4 separate regions of the Homo sapiens genome follow, and all the other regions are linked to region 4. Evidence: chromatin contacts called from ENCODE Hi-C or POLR2A ChIA-PET data. All regions are on one chromosome and are shown on one strand. The core of a region is the stretch at or near the end of the contact, and the rest is flanking DNA. Distances in the headings are between cores, read along the strand shown. Region 1 has its middle 18 kb from the start of MIR1587. Region 2 has its middle 48 kb from the start of DDX3X. Region 3 holds the start of NYX (nyctalopin). Region 4 holds the start of MED14 (mediator complex subunit 14).

Evidence for each region. Hi-C counts contacts between places; a loop is a spot of excess contacts on that map. ChIA-PET counts read pairs that join two places held with the same protein, here RNA polymerase II (POLR2A). Pooled maps may share reads with other maps.
Region 1: a loop to region 4 is called in a pooled map, with 7 times the contacts of the local background. The contact joins the enhancer-like site here to the promoter of MED14 in region 4. A Hi-C loop is called at or near these places in 2 of 37 single-sample maps with no recorded cell type and 7 of 50 pooled maps.
Region 2: a loop to region 4 is called in a pooled map, with 4 times the contacts of the local background. The contact joins the enhancer-like site here to the promoter of MED14 in region 4. A Hi-C loop is called at or near these places in 3 of 50 pooled maps. POLR2A ChIA-PET finds 5 or more read pairs at or near these places in 3 of 52 experiments (BJ, CD8-positive, alpha-beta memory T cell and WTC11).
Region 3: a loop to region 4 is called in a pooled map, with 8 times the contacts of the local background. The contact joins the promoter of NYX here to the promoter of MED14 in region 4. A Hi-C loop is called at or near these places in 3 of 37 single-sample maps with no recorded cell type and 8 of 50 pooled maps.

The regions. Positions count from the first base shown.
Region 1 is chrX:39,854,559-39,857,537 of GRCh38, reverse strand. No RefSeq gene overlaps it. Among named protein-coding and RNA genes, the nearest start is that of MIR1587, 18 kb to the right of the region's middle. RefSeq lists enhancers at 1,711-1,790, 2,061-2,180. Within about 2 kb of position 1,682, at least 10 of the 41 ENCODE cell types and tissues checked have a DNase peak (open chromatin) inside an H3K27ac peak, as active enhancers do.
Region 2 is chrX:41,380,520-41,383,620 of GRCh38, reverse strand. No RefSeq gene overlaps it. Among named protein-coding and RNA genes, the nearest start is that of DDX3X, 48 kb to the right of the region's middle. RefSeq lists an enhancer at 1,591-1,885. Within about 2 kb of position 1,705, at least 7 of the 41 ENCODE cell types and tissues checked have a DNase peak (open chromatin) inside an H3K27ac peak, as active enhancers do.
Region 3 is chrX:41,446,006-41,449,417 of GRCh38, reverse strand. It overlaps NYX (nyctalopin), which reads right to left and starts at 2,075. Exons shown (of 3, transcript NM_001378477.3): 1 at 1,902-2,075; 2 at 1,492-1,569. The coding sequence starts at 1,513.
Region 4 is chrX:40,733,841-40,737,276 of GRCh38, reverse strand. MED14 (mediator complex subunit 14) reads left to right here and starts at 1,735. Exons shown (of 31, transcript NM_004229.4): 1 at 1,735-2,079. The coding sequence starts at 1,865. MED14OS (MED14 opposite strand) reads right to left here and starts at 1,587. Exons shown (of 2, transcript NR_169211.1): 1 at 1,487-1,587. RefSeq lists enhancers at 523-1,443, 1,444-2,365 and silencers at 1,398-1,487, 1,748-2,127.

The sequences.
Region 1 (2,979 bases), core at 433-2,932, 880 kb after region 4:
TGTTTTTTTTTTTTTTTTTTTTGAGAAAGAGTCTCACTGTGTCGCCCAGGCTGGAGTGCAGTGGCGTGACCTCGGTTCACCGCAACCTCTGCCTCACGGGTTCAAGCGATTCTCCTGCCTTAGCCTCCCGAGTAGCTGGGATTACAGGCACACGCCACTATACCTGGCTAATTTTCATATTTTTAGTAGAGACAGGGTTTCACCATGCTGGGCAGGCTGGTCTCAAACTCCTGACCTCAGGTGATCCGCCCACCTCGGCCTCCCAAAGTGCTGGGATTACAGGCATGAGCCACCGTGCCCGGCCTCTAGTGCTCTCTAGCTCCACACACATGCATGCATGCACATGAACACGCCACACACGTGCACACACACACCCTTCTCCCCCTCCCCCCAGGTGTCAGTGAGCAGAGTGTGTGTGACATTGTGTGTCTGTCTCTGGGATACAGTTTCTCTCTCTTGGTGTGAATTGCCTGTCTCGTCTGCATTTCTCATTCTGTTTCTCATCTCCCTACTTTCCTTTGCCTCTCTCTGCTGTTTGCATATGTGAGGGAAAGAGCTGCTTCATTTGTGAAGTGGCCTTATTCCATGGCCTCATTATGCAATCACACAGCATGGAGCTCTCTTGGGGGTTAAGTGGGGAAGGCAGAAGACAGGGCCAGGGAGAATTCATCATCTTTCCCCCGGAAAGCTGTGCATTTTCAGAAGATATAAGGGACAAGTTTGGGGTTCACAGACCCTCAGGGGCTTTTGTGCGTCACCTGGACCTTCTGTGATCGGTACATGGAGCTGCAGCTGGCCACTGGCATTGTCTGGAGAGCAGCCCTGGCCTCTCTCAGCCTTGAACCAGGAAGCAGGCTTTATTTGTCAGGAGAGGGCATAGCCAGGATTTCCTGAAGGTTCTGGCCTCCAGCCTGCAACCCGGCACTGTCCAATAGAAATATAATGCAAGCCACAAATGTGAGCCACATATGTATTAATAATTTTAATGTTCGAGAAGCCACATTAAAAAGGTAAAAAGGAACAGGTGAAATTGACTTAATCATATATTTTGATCAACCCGATGTATCTAAAATATTATCATTTCAATATGAAACCAGGAAAAAATTATTGACAAGGTATTTGACATTCTTTTCTTGAAACTAAATCTTCAAAGTCTGGTGTGCATTCTATGCTGACAGAGGATCTCAATTTGGCCGGGCCACATTTCAAGTGTTCAGTAGAAACATGTGGCTAGTGGCCCCTGTCCTGGACAGCACAGGCCCAGCCTACCAAGCCTGAGGTCTGGAAGTTCTGTTTCGGCTGTCTAAATGGCAGCAATACAAGCGCGTCCTCAGTGTGTATGTCTGATGGGAAGACGACGAGGTGATGTGCGGGAAGTTCACTGAGCCATTATTCTCCCATTACCATCATTAGCAGTAATCATCATGAATGCACTGGCATGGCCCACGTCCGGCCCTGTTGCTGCTTGCTTCCAGTTCACGCGGCATTCTGTGCCGGGGAATTGCTGACCCAGATTCTGTTTTGCTGGGGGGGCAGAGGGAGCTGAGGGTGCAGTTTCCAGGTGCTCTAGGCCTGCCTCCCAGCTGAGACCCCACCTACTAGGTGTGTGCTCCTCCCCTTTCTTTAGGTACCAGGCACCCCTCCAGCTTCTATATATAGCACTCTGTGGCGACAGCTGGCTATCTGATGACTCATCAGTCACCGTGGGCGTCTCCGGATGGAACCCTGAACATTTATTCAGAGGGTGCTTTTGCCAGTTTCTGAACGACTCCTAGTAAGTCCTGCCTTTTGGGGATTGTTTTAACCCCATGGAGATTGGGGGTTTGAAGACTCAGTGGGTTCCTGTCTGAAGGCCTCTGGGGGCTTAAAAAGTCCAGTGGGGCTTTGGGGAACTGGCTCCAGGTAAGCCTGTGAACGCAGAGGAATGCATTCTCAAACTGAGGGCTTGAGTGGTCTCTCCTTGGTCATCTGTCCATCTAAGTACCTGGCTGGCCCCAGATTGCCCCTGGAAGTGGGGCTTGGGAGATGTTAGCTCCTTTCAGGAGCTGCAGGGCTCCTCCCATGTATTTTCTGTGGGGCATCAAAGACCCAGGGCTGGCTTTGGAGCTGGGTTTAATGTAGGCTGCTCTGCTCACCAACTCCACCATCCTGGGCAAGTCCCTTCTGCTCTCTGGGTTTCCGTTTCCTCCTCTGTGCAATGCAGTCAATACCATTGTGGCCGTCTGGTTCTGAGGGTTGGAGGAGGTGCCGTCTGTAACAACTGTTATTACTGTGCAGCCCAGGGGCCCCATCACTTCGGTTTTCTCAGAAGCAGCTTCTGAGACGCGGATTCGTGTGGAAGCAATTTATTAAGGAAGTGCTCCCAAGAAACACGGAAGGGTATGGAAGGGCAGGACCAAGAAGGGGAGGAAGCCAGTTTCAGACAAAGTCCCTCTGCAGAAGGGTCTTAGTCCATCCAGGCTGCTGTAACACGGTACCACACGCGGGGGGGCTGATAAACCACAGACACGTACTTCTCATGGTTCTGGAGGCTGAGAGGCCGAGATCAGGGTACCAGCACGGTCGGGTTTGGGGGAGGGCCCTCTTCTGGGCTGTAGATTGCCAACTTTTCCTTGTGCCCTCACATGGCAGAGACAGGGAGAGAGAGCTCTCTGGGGTCGCTTTTTATAAGGGCACTGACCCCCTTCATGAGGGCTCCATCCTCATGACCTCATGACCTCCCAAAGGAGGAGCTCTGGAGGGCAAGTGTCAACTCAGAGCCTGTCCTGACTCCAGGCAAGAGCACTGTACCTGCATGCTCCCTTGCACCAGCTAGGAGCTACCGTGAGTGTGGGGATTGAAACTCCTGGGTACTTCTGGCTCTGAGGGGGATGTGCCCCGGGCGGGCCTGCAAAGAGTCCCAGGCACAGGCTGTGGGAATTAGGAGAGGGGAAGCTATATGGGGTGGGGGAAGGAGCCCGAGGGGATGTGGGTGAAGCA
Region 2 (3,101 bases), core at 456-2,955, 650 kb before region 4:
CCACGGCTTCCATCTCTGCTGCTCCCTCTCCACCCCCAGGCTGAAGGGACTAAAATAAACAGGAAGTTTCCATTTCACCCAGATCTCATGGAGCTGTGTGACTTTTGCTGTCGGGTATCTTATCTCTCTGGAAGGAACCTTTCAGCCTGAGGTGTGGCTACCTTTGTACTTGGTGCAATGCTTCATCTGTTTTTTTTGTTTGTTTTTTTTTTTTTTTTTTTGCCTAAATAACTTCCTGTCTAGAAGTGGTTATAGCTTCCCACCCCCACCCCACTTTTACAACACAGCAGGGACAGACAGGTGCTGAAATCAAAGGGTTAGAATTCATATCAAAGCCCAGCATCCAGGATCTTGTTGCAAATAGAGACTGAGCTGTGTGTGTGGGTAGAGGCCAACAGTTGTTACTCAGAAGCTCAGTTCCGGGGAACAGAAGGAGGGTGTTTTTGTTTTTGTTTTACCAGAGTGAGTGAAATCTTGGTCCCTTGAGATTTCCATGTAAAAATCTCAAAGCTTGTTTATTTGCCCCGTCCCTAATGGGCACCCTTTGGGGTAGGTCAGAGTAGAGACTGGTTTTCTTTGTCCCTGGGCTTGTCACCAAGTCCCAGCAAAGACTGAGCTAGGGCCACCATGTGTCCCTGGCCTGATGTTAGCCAAAAAGCAGAAGAGAGAAGGGGTGACTGGTGTACATAGGAATTTTTGTTTGGGGTTTTTTCTGCCGTGTTTTAAAGAACAGCAAATCCCTGAAATGGGTCCATGGGTCCATGTGAAACTATTCATTGAGAATGAACGGTTGTTCACCTCGGAGAGCCGTCACATCCTTCTCGGCCACCGCAGGTCACCCTCTCCTACCTCCTGGAATTGGATTCTTAGGCTGAGATGAGCCAATGGTGTAGGCTCATTTGTGGCTTTGGAATTAAGGCTTTTTTTTTTTTTTTTTTTTTTGAGACAGAGTTTCACTCTTGCCACCCAGGCTGGAGGTCAATGGCATGAGCTCAGCTCCCTCAACCTCCACCTCCCGGGTTCAAGCGATTCTCCTGCCTCAGCGTCCAGAGCAGCTGGGATTATAGGCGCGCTACCAAGCCCGGCTAATTTTTGTATTTTTAGTAGAGACGGGGTTTCACCATGTTCAGCAGGCTGGTCTTGAACTCCTGACTTCAGGTGATCCGCCTGCCTCGTCCTCCCAAAGTGCTGGGATTACAGGTGTGAGCCACTGCGCTCGGCTGGCTTTTTTTTTTTTTTTTTTTTGAGACGGAGTCTCGCTCTGTCGCCCAGGCTGGAGTGCAGTGGCGCGATCTCTGCTCACCGCAAGCTCAGCCTCCCGGGTTCACGCGGTTCTCCTGCCTCAGCCTCCCGAGTAGCTGGGACTACAGGCGCCCGCCACCACACCCGGCTAATTTTTGTATTTTTAGTAGAGACGGGGTTTCACTGTGTTAGCCAGGAAGGTCTCGATCTCCTGACCTCGTGATCCGCCCGCCTCGGCCTCCCAAAGTGCTGGGATTACAGGTGTGAGCCATGGCGCCCGGCTTTTTTTTTTTTTTAATAGAAAAACTAAACACTTCTTCATGGGCTGCTGCCCAAGTCTTTGCTAAATTTTGTTAAGCCCTTATGTTTATCGTGTCATCTCATCCAGACGTCAGTCATAAACATGCCCATCTGAACTCCTGATCCTCTCTTTTCCAGAAATGGGATGAGTCACCCAGTTCGTCAGCCTTCCTCTTTCAGAAGCCAGTGAGAGTGTGGCTAGAGGGGACTCTGCCCCGAGGGAACACCAGGCAGTGGCCTCTGACCCAGGCCTGCCCTGCAGTACTCAGCTTTCCAGAACAAAGAGTTCCAGTCCCAGTGGGGGACGGGGGCCTTTGTTCATGACTGGGAGAATCAAGAGAACTGCCTAAGAGGGCCCAGAAATTTCCCAGAGCTCTGAGCAAAGTGAGGAAGGGCATCCTTGCTCCAGATGAACCCACCAGGTCGCCCCTAAAGAAAAAAGGCCACGAGGCCAGGCCTGGTGGCTCAAGCCTGTAATTCCAGCTCTTTGGGAGGCAGAGGAGGGCGAATCACAAGGTCAGGAGTTTGAGACCAGCCTAGCCAACATGGTGAAACCCCGTCTCTACTAAAAATACAAAAAATTAGCTGGGCGTAGTGGCGGGCGCCTGTAATCCCAGCTACTCGGGAGGCTGAGGCAGAATTGCTTGAACTTGGGAGGTGGAGGTTGCAGTGAGCCGAGACCTCGCCACTACACTCCAGCCCGGGCAACAGAGTGAGACTCCGTCTCAAAAAAAAAAAACGGCCGGGCATGGTGGCTCACGCCTGTAATTCCAGCACTTCGGGAGGCCAGGGCGGGCAGATCACCTGAGGTCGGGAGTTCAAGACCAGCCTGACCAACATGGAGAAACCCTGTCTCTACTAAAAATACAAAAGTAGCCGGGCATGGTGGCAAATGCCTGTAATCCCAGCTACTGGGGAGGCTGAGGCAGGAGAATTGCTTGAACCTGGGAGGCGGAGGATGCGGTGAGCCGAGATCACGCCATTGCACTCCAGCCTGGGCAACAAGAGCGAAACTCCATCTCAAAAAAAAAAGAGAGAGAGAGAGAAAAGAGGCCACAAGGGATTCTGGCCTCGCCCCCAGGGCCATGTCCTGGGGAAACAGTCAGTTTGAGAAAGGGCTTGGAACTGGAGGGAGAAGGCCTCAGGAAAGCCCAATGTGCACCTTGTCTTTGCTCTGGGCTTGCCTCGGGTCAGCCCTCAAACCTCACCCAGGCCCAGGCAGGGACTGGGGGTGGTGAGAATCGAACCCTGAATGCACTCACACCGAGCCGCCCCTGAAGCTTCAGCATGAGGCCCACACAGGCCTCATTCCCGTGCAGCATCTGCCTGTTTCTCCCAGGAGCCCTGCCCACCCAGTTGGGCTGGTTGGTGGCCACTCCCTCCCCAAGGGCAGTTTCTCACAGACACTAGCATCCCTCACCTGGCACTGCCAACCCTCAGACTCCAGGGCATTGTCCGTAATGGTGATGGTTGGGAGATAGCTCTGGAAAATAACTGGAGTTTAAAAATAACTAGCCAGGGCCAGGCACAGTGGCTAATGCCTGTAATCCCAGCACTTT
Region 3 (3,412 bases), core at 826-3,325, 710 kb before region 4:
AGAATTTTCTCAAAGACAAAGAGCATGCTATTATATCCCTCATAAATATCTCTCGAGCGTTTTGAAGGCACACAGTGTATGCCTGTTGGTTGACTGAACAGAGCAAGTTCCGGTTTTTGAAAAGGTGGAATAAAGAGGAAGAAAACTCCATTACTCCTGTTTTAGATGATCTGGTAAAATGTTCTCTATCAGCATCGCATACAGAGGTCTATTACATAGATCATCATATCTCAAATAATTAAATTCACTTGAGGGTCAGAAAAAAACAGATTCTTTGTGTAGAATCATTTACTGAAGAATTTAAAGGATTTTTCCTTGGGCTATCTCAGTCAGATTGGAACAGCTAGAGCCAGGGAAAATATTTCATAACGAGTCTTCTTGGTATATTAAAGTGCACATAACAGAGCGAGAAACTTTGAAAAATAACTTCAATATCCATAATCCTATAATTCCAAGGCATTTTTCATTTTTTCTTTTTCCTTTAGGAAGGTGGTTTTTTAAAGGGACTTTTGTTTTTAACTAAATGAGCTTAAAATAATGTGATTAGAAACCACTGTAGGCTGGGCACGGTGGTTCATGCCTGCAATCCCAGCACTTTGGGAGGCCGAGACAGGCAGATCACCTGAGGTCAGGAGTTCAAGACCAGCCTGGGCAATATGGCGAAACCCCGTCTTTACTAACAATACAAAAAATTAGCTGGGCGTGGTGGCAGGTGCCTATAGTTCCAGCTACTCAGGAGGCTGAGGCACGAGAATCACTTGAACCCGGGAGGCGGAGGTTGCAGTGAGCCAAGATCCATGCCACTGCTCCCCAGCTTGGGCGAGAGTGAGACTCTGTCTCAAAAAAAAAAAAAAAGAAAAGAAAAGAAAAGAAAAAACCACCGTACGGTGGCTCACGCCTGTAATCCCAGCACTTTGGGAGGCCGAGGCGGGCAGATCACGAGGTCAGGAGATCGAGACCATCCTGGCTAACATGGTGAAACCCCGTCTCTACTAAAAATACAAAAAATTAGCCAGGCGTGGTGGCGGGCACCTGTACTCCCAGCTACTCGGGAGGCTGAGGCAGGAGAATGGCGTGAACCCGGGAGGCGGAGCTTGCAGTGTGCCGAGGTCGCACCACTGTACTCCAGCCTGGGTGACAGAGCGAGACTCCATCTCCAAAAACAAAACAAAACAAAAAAACACTGTAGCACTGTAGCTTTTGGTTATCACACCAATGAATTCATATCTGAAATTAGAATAAGAAAATCACCAAGAGGACTATTTCATATATTCGGCTCAGGAGTTTTGTTTTTAGGAAACAAAAATCCCCACCACCTGCTGTTTTCTTGCTTTCTCTATCCCCTCCCCCACGATCACAGGGTCAGTGAAACCTGATCAGAAGTGTCCAGATACCGCTGTCCCAGAAGCCACTTTAAAGACTCTTTGGGCAGAAGCTCTGTGGCTTCCACCCCTCTTCCCAACCCTTGCACCCACCGGCAGGAGAACTCACCATGCAGAAGCAGGACCAACATCCCTCGGCCTTTCATCCACCCAGTGGCTTAGGACCACCCAGCCGTGGGACCCCTACCTGAGGGGAGAAAGGACAGGTCACCCAGTGCCCAGGAGGGCCCCATGAGAACCCTCCCATGCCTCCACACTTCTTCCTGAATGCCCTGCCTTTCTTTCTTCCTCACATTCCTTCCTTCTTAATGACCCTGGTGTTGGGCTAAGGGAAACCAGTAACAACAGAAAATCAGAAGCTCCCCACAAATGGACAGTTTGGATCTATTAGGAAACCCTTTGTCAGGCTACAGCCCTGACAGCAACTCAGATGGCATCACTGACAACCCAGCAAGGAAATGGATGGAGAGGAAACCCCTGCAGAGAAGCGTTAGTGAATGGTCCTCAAATGTTGCTTACCGTCCTGGGAGTCTCCCTGGTCCTGCTCCTCTGAGGTCCCCCTCCACTCCCTCAGCCCATCCATCTCCCAAGTCAGGCAGCCACAGATGCTGAAAATGGTTTGAGAGAGAAGTAAAGGTGGGGGTGGGGGGACGGGAGGAAGGGGTGAAGAGGAATAGTTACTTGTGCAGGTTTGAGTGCTTATTTTTCTTTCTCCAGATTTAATGGCAGGAAAATCCTCTGTATCACATGAGGATTAACAGAGATGAAAGAATGTGTCTGCCTTTCGAATCACTAAAGCCAGTGACAGATTTTGCTGACATACCAATCGGCTTTATCCCCGGGCCTTGACCACCCTGGCCCTCCTGTCCTCTCTCCATCTGCCTGGCCCCTTTCTCTCCTTAAACCTTCCCCAGACCCTGCCCCGTTCCCTGACCCCAGCCCCAGCCCCAAGCAATATGTAGCCTGAAATTGGCTTCCTGCCACCCAAACAGCATTATCAGCATTTTCAACAAGGACGCATTATATAACTTGGAGAGCTGGAGAAGGGACAGGACAGCTTAAAATGTTTCCCCAAAATGCCGGCTGCTGATTTCCTTTCTTTGAAGTGGTTGATGGTGAATGATACAAAAACGGACTGGAGAGAGTCCTTCCACTACAAGAAGGCAAGAGGTTCCCACTGGGGTTAGGGCTGGTAGTGGTGGCCTAAGGCAGTGGGTCCAGGAATGGGACCTTCAGAATCTGGCTGAGGTTTCTGAAACCCACCAGGACTCAGTTTAGGCCCTGGCTACTCAGTGTGGCCGGTGGACCAGCAGCAGTACCTGAGAGCTCGTTAGGAAAACAGAATCTCAGCGCCTTCTACCCCCCGCCCCAGACCTGTTGAATCAGCATCTGCTTTTTTTTTTTTTTTTTTTTTTTTGAGATGGAGTCTCACTCTGTCGCCCAGGCTGGAGTGCAGTGGCACAATCTTGGCTCACTGCAACCTCCACCTTCTGGGTTCAAGCGATTCCCCTGCCTCAGCTTCCTGAGTAGCTGGGACTACACCATGCCCAGCTAATTTTTTGTATTTTTAGTAGAGACGGGGTTTCACCATGTTGACCAGGATGGTCTTGATCTCTTGACCTTGTGATCCACCCGCCTCGGCCTCCCAGAGTGCTGGGATTACAGGCGTGAACCACCGCGCCCGGCCAGCATCTGCATTTTAACTAGGTCGGCGGAGAGGGGGATTCCTGTGCCCGGTAAAGTTTGGAAAGCCCTGTTTTAGGAGACTGGTGGAGGGGGTCTGATCAAAATGAGGGTGGCAGGGGGGCCTGTTTATCTAGCCTTTCTGGCCAGCAGTTCAGGTGCCCCCACATTCTCCTGGCCCCAGCAAGCCTCTGCTGTCTGCTGGGACAGCACTTCCAGGTATCCATGGCAACCTGCCAAGTTCTGGCCACGCAGGACTTGGTGAGCCAGTGCTGATGAAAGGAAGCCAGGAGTTCCCTTCCCACAGAAAGGGTTCTGGATGTGAATCTAGACATCTCAGGCCACCG
Region 4 (3,436 bases), core at 486-2,985:
AAAGGGTACAAAGTTTCAGTTAGATAGGCGGAATAAGTTCTGGTGATCTATTGCACAGCAATGTGACTACAATTAGCAATAACCTTTTGTATCTTCCAAAGTTGCTAAAAGTGGATTTTAAATGTTCTCACCAAAAGAAGTAAGTATGTATATCATTTGATAGATGTTAATAGCCTGATTTGCTCATTCCACAATGGTTACATGTTTCAAAACATCACATTGTATGCCATAAGTATATACTATCAATTAAAAATAAAAATAATATTTAAAAATAAGGTAGCTGCCTTCCAGCAACTGTATCTGTAAGGGGTATAAATAATCCCAATGCATTTTAATAACTAGCACAATGATATTCTGTTTCAATGTGCTTTAGGACCACCAAGGGAGGGAACAAGTGAGCTTACACCTTCAGAAGCAGATGAACCGCTTTCAACAATGATAAAGAATTACCCAAGTGATGACAGTAAGAATATTCTAACCTTAGGGAACATCATGAACATCTCTTACACCAAGAGGAGATGAAACTGCAAAAAGATGTTTGAAAGGGGTCGCAGCAACGAATGCTTCTAATAGTGAATCTCTACGTTAGGGCATGTTAGAATCACCTTAGGAAAGTTCAAAAATTCCCCAAGCCCAGACCTCAAGCCAGACCAATTAAATCTGAATCTACAGGGGTGGAACCCATATATCTAAGTATTTTTTTAAAAAACAGCTCCTCAGATAATTGCAAAGTGCAGCCAAGGTTGAGAATCGCTGTTTTAAAGCAGGTACAAAAAATTAAACGTGGACTTTGATGGGGGGGACGGGAGTGTCGGTAGGCATGGATGAACTGAAAAGCCCTTCAGAATAGAGCGGTGACTGCAAGAGCAAGGACAAAAACTATATGAGAGCCCGTGGCAGGGGATTTAAGGGCCGTTTTTGTGTGGGACTGACAGGATTTGGGGGATGGTGACGACCTCAGCATACACCCGACTCTATTAAAATTGAGTTACTCTGCCAGCGGCCCTGTCTCTACCCGCAATCATATTTTCTAGCACCTTTTCCCACAGTTTGGAAAAAAAAAAAAAGGGGCGAAAACGTTCTCCCACGTAACGCGCCGTGGACGTGTATGGGAGGAGCAAAGGCCTGAGAATCACAAGCGCGCGGCCGCTCCCATTTCTTCGCGATTCCAGAACCAGAATTCACGAACATTTAGAGGAGGCCTCCCCTGGCTGTGTTTGTGCCCCACTTAGGAAGCGATGGTGGATTTCTCTGGGCAAATTGTCGCCTTTACAACGCCAGGGGGCGGAGGCGGGAGGGAGAGCGGCGAGGGTAAGGGCGGGGCAACTGCTGACGTTCCCGGTGACGACTCCGGCTCAGCCCTCACCCTGGTTTCCGGCGGCGCGCGGCTCCCTTTTCCGCTCTCCCGCGCGCTCACAGGTACCGCCTCACTCCCACGCGCCCCCCAGCGCTGCGGTGCTAGACAGCTGAGAGAACAGACACAGACCTGTCGGAAGGTCCTCTGCAGGTCCCCCTTCCGCTCTGCCGATCGACTTCCGCCTCGGGCAGTCAACATGTACGTTGCGGCTGTCTGGCGAAGCTGCTTCTGAGCGTTTGCGGAGGCGCAGCTTCCCCTCTGCGGGGCCGCCCTGCTTCCCCCCCATCCCCGCCTCCCCCCGCCCCTCGCTCCTGTCCCTGGGGTCGGCGGACTTCTCGCTACATGGGGGCGGGCTTCCGCGGTCGGCGCACGGCTTCCTGTTCTGAGGCGGCCCGGCGGTAGGCGGTGGCGACTCTGCCCGCTCCCGTTTCGGCGCGGTGACCGAGCGCCCGGGAGGCTCGAGGACCGCATCGTGTGCCGTTGCGCCAAGCCCGGTCCTGCGCCGCCATGGCCCCAGTGCAGCTGGAGAACCACCAGCTGGTCCCGCCCGGAGGCGGCGGCGGGGGCAGCGGCGGACCCCCGTCAGCCCCAGCCCCTCCTCCCCCGGGAGCCGCCGTGGCGGCGGCCGCTGCAGCTGCGGCTAGCCCGGGCTACCGGCTGAGCACCCTCATTGAATTTCTGCTGCACCGGGCCTACTCGGAGCTTATGGTGTTGACGGACCTGTAAGTGCCCCGAAACCCCTGCCTGTTCCCCAGCCCCCCTTCCCGCCCAACCGGCTGAGACGTTTGCACCTCCCTCTCCCCGAGAGGCTGCTGTGTTCTCCGCTGGACTGCTTAGTCTAGAATTTTTGAACTCCTGGGGTTCAGCAGAGGTGGAGAAGAAGCTTTGTATCTGGGGTCTTCCTGGCAACGATGCAACAGAGACTTGTTAATTTTGCGTGTTGTTACACTTCCACTGAAAATTGTGTGAAATTTTTGTCCGAGTTCCCAACAGAACTCTCTTGATTTCTTGGCTGGAATACATAATATTCGAGCTTTTAGAAAAAACTCTATAGATGGGAAATTTGTATTACAGCCTCTTGACGATACGTTTTAAATGTAAGCTGTTATTGCTTCTAAGTTAATGCAGGAGCTACATACGTTGTGTATAAAATACAAATTTGAATTCAAAGTACTTTTTTTCTGGAACTTTTGAGTGTTTGAGGTCTTAATGAAGTTAGTGTGAGTAAAATTTTTTTGTAAGTAGTCTGTTATTTCTTGGAGTATGAAGGGGGTTTATAAATCACCTAGTTACCCATGAAATGCCTTGGGGCATGATTAAGTTGTTAATCCCTTCAGAATAGGATCAGAATATACTAACGAATTTCAGTGTGTGAAGAAAAGGCACCGTAACATTTTGGGACTCTGTTGTACATCTTATAACCCAGGTTCAGAAAAAGTTAATCAGAATTTTATTTTTTATCTATTGCAAGACTTCAGATCAGGGTTATCAATTGAGATACATTAGTATGCAGATATTAGGCTCTAAAGCGTCACAGTAATTTGTTTTTAGAGACTGATAACAGATACTTGTTTGCAGATGACTGAAAGAGTAGGCTCTACTTAACTCCTGTAAAACGTCATTCTCAGTTTTGATGTATTGTACTTTTTTGAATGGGACAGAAAAAAGTAGTGTTAAAGAAGCCTACCCATGGCTAATGAGAAATTTAAATCGCTGTCAGGTTTAGGGACTATTATAATGATATACCTCTCTGCACCATTTATTGTTGGATTTCATAAAAATCCAAGAATATCCATGAGAAAGTTTCATGTATGTGCCTATATAGAGCTGTGGGAAAAAAAATGTTGAAAACTGCTGCTATCGGTGGTGTAATTTGCTTTTCCATAGGGGATTTGTAGAAATTCCTTGAATTGTGGTTGTCTTTTTACTATTTTAGGACTTGGCTTATGAAGAGAGGAACATCTGTTTTATTGCCGTAGAATAAGTATGTAGTTATAGTCCCACACCCTTTATGTGATGGTTCCCATATTTGTATCTCCAGCACAGACCTCTCTGATGAACTCCAGACTCTATATCCAG